2 separate regions of the Homo sapiens genome follow, and region 2 is linked to region 1. A link is a loop called in an ENCODE intact Hi-C map of the cell type or tissue named here. Cell type or tissue: heart left ventricle. All regions are shown on one strand. Links, peaks and the distances in the headings refer to the core of each region. The heading gives the core; the rest is flanking DNA. Region 1 overlaps MECOM (MDS1 and EVI1 complex locus). Region 2 overlaps MECOM (MDS1 and EVI1 complex locus).

Evidence for each region. Hi-C counts contacts between places; a loop is a spot of excess contacts. Peaks named below come from ENCODE experiments on the same cell type or tissue, not always from the same donor. Only the 100,000 strongest peaks of a DNase experiment are listed, where the experiment ranks them.
Region 2: it touches region 1 in a loop (5-fold over the local background); 1 of 110 quality-filtered maps calls a loop at or near these places.

What each region holds. Positions count from the first base shown.
Region 1 is chr3:169,246,537-169,250,935 of GRCh38, reverse strand. All of the region lies in intron 2 of MECOM (MDS1 and EVI1 complex locus), which reads left to right. It overlaps LOC124909454 (a long non-coding RNA gene), which reads right to left. Exons shown (of 2, transcript XR_007096154.1): 2 at 3,290-3,610. Among named protein-coding and RNA genes, the nearest start is that of MECOM-AS1, 200 kb to the left of the region's middle. In heart left ventricle, for the core only: no CTCF peak of the experiment used is centred there; no DNase peak of the experiment used is centred there.
Region 2 is chr3:169,320,630-169,325,028 of GRCh38, reverse strand. The region is part of intron 2 of MECOM (MDS1 and EVI1 complex locus); the gene reads left to right. Among named protein-coding and RNA genes, the nearest start is that of MECOM-AS1, 130 kb to the left of the region's middle. In heart left ventricle, for the core only: no CTCF peak of the experiment used is centred there; no DNase peak of the experiment used is centred there; H3K4me3 peaks cover 984 bases; H3K27ac peaks cover 1,676 bases.

The sequences.
Region 1 (4,399 bases), core at 312-4,311:
CTTCTTTGTGAGTTTTGAACAAGTGGAAACATTTACTCTATTCTCAAAATGCTGGCCAGAAAGTGAAAGAAAACTTAAATGCAAAAAGTTACCATCATCTTAAGGGTGGTGTAATCTTTGTACAGATATGTAAATACAAATTTCCATTTATACCTTTTTTTGAATTCATACTGCTTTTTTGTTAATCCTTAAATTTCAGTTAGTTGGCCATAGTTCATGCATACTCAAATTGAATTTCATCAAAAATCATGGTTAACAACCACAGGAATAATTAGGAAATAATTACTCACAGACATAATAAACTACAGTGTTACTTATTCCCCTACAATAACGGAGAGTTGACATTTGAATTTCTGAGAAGGTTTAAATATATTTTACATGCTAGAAAAATCTGATGGGTATAATTTTCTCTAATATTAACGAGTGAGACATGATTGCTCGAGAAACAAGAGAAAAGCTGGTTGGTCAAACATATGCCTTTTGTTTCTACATTTTGCATAAAGGTCTTCACTTGGTATGCGGGTTCCTCAGCAGAAAGGAGAAGTTACAGTTAACAAATTAATGAAAACCAAGTGATGCCTTTGAAGAATTCTTAAGTGAACCTTAACCAGTGCCTTGGGCTACATGTTCAATGCGAACAAAAAAATTAAGGTGAACTGGCCACTGCTACTAAGAGTCAATTGACAGAATGCATGGGTCATTAATTTTGTGTCCTTTGTTTTGTCAGTGTGTTTTCGTGAGGCCTGGTAAAGAAAGTAAAACCACTGATGCTGAAAATTGTCTGCTCTGTAGCTCATTTCCCCTCCCAGCATGCACTGACCCAAGGGAGTGGGCTTCAGGTCGCCAGCCCCCATTTCCCTTTCAAACACTCCCGCCTCCTGCAAGTTTGAGAACGGATCCATTGGGTTGGTGGAGTGGTTAATTCTTTGCAAGTTTGTGCTTAATCATATGCAGAATGTAAGTACCAATAAAAATGAGATGTCTGCTCACAACGTTTCCTTGTATTTAAAAAAGATTCTGAAACAGCTTCTGCAACCTCGGTTCCTTTCAATTATAGCAGAGGAGAGTGTGAAATTTAAATTGGTTGGTTCATCTTAATTCTCTGTTGTTTCATTACCAGTAACCCCTGAGGGCCACCTTTTGGATTTTTGTACCATGAATGAGTGATGTAACTATAAAATGCCCATAATACTGGGGTGGCATGCTAGAACTCTATTTGGCTTTAAACTGTGTTCTAAGCCATTGTGCCCAAAATGTTATTGCTCATCAACAATTCCATAATTCCATATCAAGGCAATCTAGACTGTATCACATTTGATTACCACGAAATTTTATTTAAAAACAGATTTTTTAAGGATCAATGTTTTAAAAAGCTGGCTACCCTATCAGGCTAACTTCTCGACTCTCAGCAAGACTTTTGCAGTCTTCAAAGTGGAAAGGATGCAACTGGCCTGAATTAGAGTAACAATACCTCTGCCTTGGACCGGGAGCCAAGGAAGATTTGCAGATCTTAGGCAAACACTATTTGTAGGTTTAGTTGATAGCAGTCCAGAAATCATAGAATTGTGTGTTGTTCTGTCTTTTTCTTTGAATATTTATCAGCAGCACTAGGTTGTGGCACTAGATGTCAAGTCTAGGGATGATTTGGATGCAATCAGAAATGGTTCAGTTATGGTAGCTTCCCTTCCATTTATTCCTTCATTTGACTTGGTAGCCATTTAGGTGTTTATTGGTTCATTCATTCATTCGCCCACTCGTTCAACAATCACGCAAAGCACATGATAGGTGCTAGGTTAGACAAAGATAAATTAGATAATTCCTAGCCTAAGAAATCGGTTTTGTGGGCCATCAGACATGTAAATAAATACAATATACTGTAGAGTATGCTGGAAGGTAGGGCATTTGGGTGAGATTGAGAGCCTGGAACCCTGCCTATAAATGGGATGGAGAGATGAACGTACTTGTAATAGTTTACTAGGGCTGTCCCAACAGAGTACCACAGACTGAGTGACTTAAGCAACAGAAATACATTTCCTTACAATTCCGGGGCCCAGAAGTCTAAGATCAAGGCATTGGCAGGCTTGGTTTCTTCTGAGGCCTCTCTCCTTGGCTTGCAGATCTCTACCTACTTACTATGCCCTACTTACATGATCTTTCCTCTGAGCATGCATGCCTCTGGTGTCTCTTTGTGTTTCCAACATTTCTCTTCTTAGAAGTACGCTAATCAGATTAGATTATGGCCCACGATAACAGCTCATTTTAACTAATACTTGTAGGTCCTATCTCCAAATATGGTCATATTCTCAGGCATTGGGTGTTAGGGCTTTAATATATGAGGACATAATCTTGGGTACCATAACAGTACCCAAAGAATAGTACTCAAAGAAGAGATGAATAGAGAGATGTCAAATTGACAGACAACAAAAGGGTATTCCTAGAACAGTGCCTAGAAATGCATCCCTGAACATGTTATACCATGTATAGAGACTTAGACTAAGAATTTGTGCAATACAAACTAAGAGGTAGATTTAGCAGTTTTCCATTTTATTTGATGATTAAGCATCTACTATCTGCAAATCACTGAGTTGAGCTTTGCTTTAGGAGGACACAAGGAAGTAGCGAAAACAAATCATTTAGGGGCCACCAATCTGCTGAATTTCTATATCTTCATCACAGGTTTTCAATTCTAGCTACACATTATAATTATCCTCATAGATTCAGATTAATTGGTTTGGAGTGATTTTCCCAAGTAATTGTAATGCAATTCTAATAATATTGTCAAGTTTAGAATTACTTGAAACTTCTAAATACATACATAATAAAAATAGTTAACATATTGTTTTTACCCTGTGCCAGGTGCTATCCTAAATACTTAAACACATGATTTTATTTAATCTTCACAACCTATCTATGACATAAGTATTATGATAATTCTCATTTTAGAGATGAAGAAATGGAGCAGCTATGTAGGTTCACTGGGCAAAAGTCAGCTAGTTGGTATCATATTGACCCAAATTTCAGGTTTAACTGAATTCTATCACATTTTTAACAAAGTAATTTAGAGAAATTTTTGTGCAGACAGTCTTAATGTCCAAAGATTCTGTTTAAATATATGTCAATAAAATTGTATTTTTTAGAAAATTTCTCAGTGCCAAAAGTATGACAGCATATCCATCACATTTTAGGGATTGTGGGATAAGCATGTAGTGAGTGTTTAATAAATAGTTATTGTCTAAATTGCTATAAATTTTAGAAATTGTTTCAAGAAACTTGAAATGCAATTACATCATTGCATTAAAAGGCTTTATTAATCCTTGAATAAAAGTATTAGAGGCCTGGTACAGTGGCTCACGCCTGTAATCCCAGCACTTTGGGAGGCCGAGGCGGGTAGATCACCTGAGGTCGGGAGTTCAAGACCAGCCTGACCCACATGGAGAAACCCTGTCTCTACTAAAAATACAAAATTAGCCAGGGTGGTGGCGCATGCCAGTAATCCCAGCTGCTCAGGAGGCTGAAGCAGGAGAATCACTTGAACGCGGGAGGTGGAGGTTGTGGTGAGCTGATATCGTGCCATTACACTCCAGCCTGGGCAACAAGAGTGAAACTCCATCTCAAAAAAAAAGAAAAAAAAAAGTATTAGGTGGATGGTTAGCTTTTTTGTTTTTCCTTTACAAGGATCTCTTTTTATTCTATATTTTTCATAGGTTTATTCATGTTTTTAAATAATACTGAATGATAGTAATTATTATATACAGTGAGTAGTTTTTCCATGATAGGGTTATACAAAAAGTTTCAGAGGTTTTTTGCAACACAGAAGGTTTAATAATAAAGATACGGTTGTAATTGTTATTTACCAATATGTTGTGATGGTATAATATTATATATTTTACTAATATGTAAAAATGGTCTATACCTTAAAAAAATCTCTTTAAATAATAGGCTATTGCCAGAGAATTGGGTGTATGTTTCATAATATTATTCATAGGCCCTGGAGCTGGCACACAAATAAAGACCCAATCCATTGTCTTTCATAGAATGATATTGCTTAAAGCAAAGAACAGCAGACATAAGGAACAAATACATGAGAGGAGAGGTAAATACATAAAAACTGTATGTGGGCCAGGCGCAGTGGCTCACACCTGTAATCCAGCACTTTGGGAGGCCAAGGCGGGCGGATCATGAGGTCAGGAGTTCCAGACCAGCCTGGACAACAGAGTAAAACCCTGTCTCTACTAAAAATACAAAAATTAGCTGGGCATGGTGGCACGCGCCTGTAGTGCCAGCTACTCGGAGGCAGGAGAATAGCTTGAACCTGGGAGGCAGAGGTTGCAGTGAGCTGAGATCGTGCCACCGCACTCCAGCCTGGGTGACATAGTGAGACTCCGTCTCAAAAAAAAAA
Region 2 (4,399 bases), core at 277-4,276, 74 kb before region 1:
TTTAGTACTCTGCTGCCTGGAAAATATGAGCTGTGAGTAGTGTGAAGAGCTGTTACTGTAGGACCCACAGTTTGCAAGGTAACTTCAATCTGTACCAGGTGTGATTTGATTTTGCTGAGATGAGGGAGTTGGCAGAGAAGGGAGGGGGGTGGTAGGGAAGAGGCTGTGGAAATACCCTCAGTAAAAAGTACCCAGAGTTGAATCTTCTAGCTGTCAGAACAAGTTCTTCCTGGCAAACTGCGTTAACGGCATTAGCCCCAGCCCACTGTCCTCAGTCTCTTCCTGCACTTGTAGGAGGAAAGTTGGTTCTAAGTTTCTGTTATGCTCAGTAATGAGACAGAATAAGGTGACACGGAAGACAGTGAACCAGAGGAGGGAGAATCCGAGGATCTGCACCGAGTCCCTTTCTTCTAGTCATTAGCTGGGACTTTGGCACGTTGCCGAAATTCTCAGAAGGTCAGTTTGTTCCTTTGTCAAATAATAATTAAATCTTCCCTCTACCCAGAGAGTTTCCTAAATGAACTTTTGAAAGATATTGTCTATAAAAATATTTCAAGACCTGTAAAAAATGTTTTTGACAAGACAGATGTGAAAGTATGCAGCAGAGCATGTGTGTTTGAAATCCTCCAGCCATGAAGATGATTTTCTTAAAGGAGAAGTGTGTATCTCCCGTTCTCATACTCTGACTATCCCTATACTTCTGACAACTTCTAGGCGTTGGTTTCTGTGAACACACCTTGGTCACTACACGAGAGTGTGCTTGGTTTCCTCATCAGTAAACTGGGGACAATAATACCCACCTCCCAGGGTTATCGTGAGGATGAAACAAAGCAACCTGTGTGAGCACAGAGCACTATAGGAGTTCGCTGAATGTTAGTTCCTCACTCTTTCCTCTCCACCCCCATGCCCCTACTCTGGTGAAATAAAATCCTTCTTGTATAACTCAGGAAGCCCCAGGAACACATTCCTGCAAGCCATGGAGGAAAGAAATACTTCCCTGTGTCCTTTTGGAGAGAGCTGGGCTTCGGCTGGGCTGATGTCATAGCTATGCTCCTGGCTGCCTTTTAGTCAGAAGAGATGTTAGTGTGCTGAAAAATAGCCAAGGAGGCTTTTTTCCTCTGCATGGGAAAGAAGACATTTTTGTCCATCCTCCAAGTCTTCCTTGCACAGATTACTGTCAAACCCAAGCACTTTATTTATAAAAATGCCAACATACTCTGATTATTTGGCGAATAACCATGCTGCTGTCAGTGTACAAACAGCACATAGAGTATAAAAACAATCTCCATTTTTATCATGGCTGTCACAGCTGGGAGGCTGTGGAACAAGGATGCATTGTTTGAGGGAAGGGCTGTAGAGGCAACATTCAGGTCCTTTGGTGGCCTCCTGGGCAGAAAGACTGTGGTCACATTTGGTAAACTGTTACATGTTCTTTTACTGAAAAACATTAGGCTTGCCATAAATTAGTTTCTGGGTTCAATATTGAGATCTTGACATACTGTTGCTTTTAGATAAGCATTCCCTGGCCTGCCTGTCTGTCTGCCTCTCTCTTCTCTAATTCATAGGCCGTCCAAATGCCTACGTGCTTCCATGGAACAGGAAGACAGACCCAGTGGCTGTGCAACCAAAGGAAATCCATCATTCACTGATGAATTTCTAATGACTTCATATTTTACTACCACATGGAACTCCCAAATAAAGCCTCTAGAAGGGAAACACACACCCAATACTGGGGGAAGGAGGGGTAAAGAAGTGATGGCCCTTTACTCAGCACTGGTTTCTGACCTCCTCAAGCTGGTTCCTTCTGGGTCAAGGTAGATCCTAGGGAGGATAACTCTCCTGGTTTCAGTAACAGTTGTGAAGCATATGTGTGAGTGCATATGATGACTCTGCATGTCTAAGGTCTAACAGATTGGTCCCAGGATATTACATGTTTTCCCTGGAAAACCATTTCTTTTTTTCCTAAAATGTGTTTCATCATTGTATGAGCTGTTGCTGCTGCTTTTTTTTTTTTTTTTTTTTTTTTTTTTTACCGGAGTCTTGCTCTGTCATGCAGGCTGGAGTGTAGTGGTGCAATCTCAGCTCACTGCAAACTCTGCCCCCCCCGGGTTCAAGTGATTCTCCTGCCTCAGCCTCCCACGTAGCTGGGATTACAGGTGTATGCCAACATGGCTGGCTAATTTTTGTATTTTTATTAGAGATGGGGTTTTGCCATGTTGGCCAGGCTGGTCTTGAACTCCTGACCTCAGGTGATATGCCTGACTCGGCCTCCCAAAGTTCTGGGATTACAGGCATGAGCCACTGTGGCCGGCCTTTTATGAGCTTCTCAGTGGATGAATTGGTATCATTTACCTTTAGTAGGTACTCATTGGCATTTGCTGTCTTTATAATTTTTTTTTTCTTTTTACAGTGGTGAACACTCCAGGAAGAATTAACTGTATAGTCCTTCACTCCTCAAAGAGGAAACTTTATTAAGTTGTTCAGTTGGTTCCATCCTGATAAGTCTTGGTCAGGCTTGGGAAAAAAGTTTTCATGTGATTTTTAATGAAGGAGTTCTTTACACCTATAGCCTATTGAGAGACTAGTGAGCTGCCAAGGAGGTCAATGAGTATGGAGAATAAAGCGGTATACAAAAGACAAAGCCCTAGAGCCTCTTTGTGAATGAATAAAATAAAATTGGGTGTTAGCCCTTGCACCTAATTCCCAATCTGGCCAAATAGGTGTTATCTTTATACCTCTATTGGCAGGTTCCATCACATCTCAAATAAAGAAAATAAAGAAGAAAAATATTTGGGTCTAGATAACATCGTGGGGTTAGAAATACTCTCAGTACCACCTAAGAGGAAACACACACGAGATTCAGTTAATTTTCATGCTAAATCCAAGTGTCATATCACACCACCAGAAATTCAAGTAACTTCTTATAGTTCAGAAATAAATGATGGTGTTGACAAGGGGTGCCACATGTGAAGAAACCAATATTATTTTGTAAGATTATGTAAGCAAAGCTGGAGATACATGGAGAAACTGTGTGTCCTTTAATAATCCCAGCTCTGGAAGGACAGCCTCAGAAACTGGAAAAAAAATCACTTCGGTGGCTCCCTGTGTTCTTCAGAAAGAAATCCAGTTTCATTAGTTTGATATTTAATTAGGACAGCAACCATGAGTAGTGTCTTTCCTCTTTCCTTTCCAAAAATGTCTCTTCCACTGTCTTTTCTAGTGCCATGTCTCATGTTTTGGTAAAACTAATTGAACCTTGTATCTGTACTGCTGTTCATGTTTGACCTCCTCCCTTAAGTGTTAAGCAAGTCCTCCCTGACCACGCTTGTCCCACCCTCCCTCCACAAAACCACATAGGTCCACATTCCATCTCCCTGAAGAGTCACTGCCCAACTCTTCAAGGCTTTGTTTAGCTACCTTCTTTTCTGAGATACATTTTCTGATCAGATTGAACCAGTTAAACCAGATTTAAACTCTTTTTTTTTTTTGAGACGGAGTCTCGCTCTGTCACCCAGGCTGGAGTGCAGTGTTGCAATCTCAGCTCACTGCAACCTCCACCTTCCCGGGCTCAAGTGATTCTCCTGCCTCAGCCTCCCAAGTAGCTGTGAGTAAAGGCGCGTGCCACCATGCCCAGCTAATTTTGGGATTTATAGTAGAGACTGGGTTTCACTGTGTTAGCCAGGATGGTCTCAATCTCCGGACCTCGTGATCCACCTGCCTTGGCCTCCCAAAGTGCTGGGATTACAGGAGTGAGCCACCTCACCCGGCCCACTCTTTGTATTCTAACAGCACTTTTCCTATCCATTTAGCATTTCACAATTTACTTTTAATGTAGTAGTTTATATTTTTTGTCCAATAAGTTTTACTTCTTGAGCATAGACTGTACATCCTTCCAGTGTCTTAGATATGAATGTTCATGGAATTATATTAGAGTGGTGGCCTTCCTATCCTGGCATGGCTGTACTTACCAACAGGAAGCACACCAGCTTTGAAGCACAGACCCATTGCCAAATCCCCTCATGGAGACCCTGGGTTATTTTCTGGTAAGTTATTAGCCCCTCTGAGCCTCAGATTTCTCATCCAGTTACTGGCAGTTCATTTATAAAATATATTCTAGCACAGAACCTAGAAAGTAATATATGCTCACAAAAGGGCAGCTTTTTCCTATCACTCCATCAGAATTTCTTAGCTTATGTCTTCCTGTAATAATGAAGCAAAAACAAAAACACAATATAACAGTTCTCTACAGTGTTGCTCAAAATGTCAAAATAAAGATGTGGCCAATAAAAAAGAAAGAAAATACAGTTTCATTTCACTGAATTACAATATTGACTATGCTTTTCAAAATACACTTGTCCCCTATTGAAATTCTAGGACGTTTTCTTGAAAATATTATGGG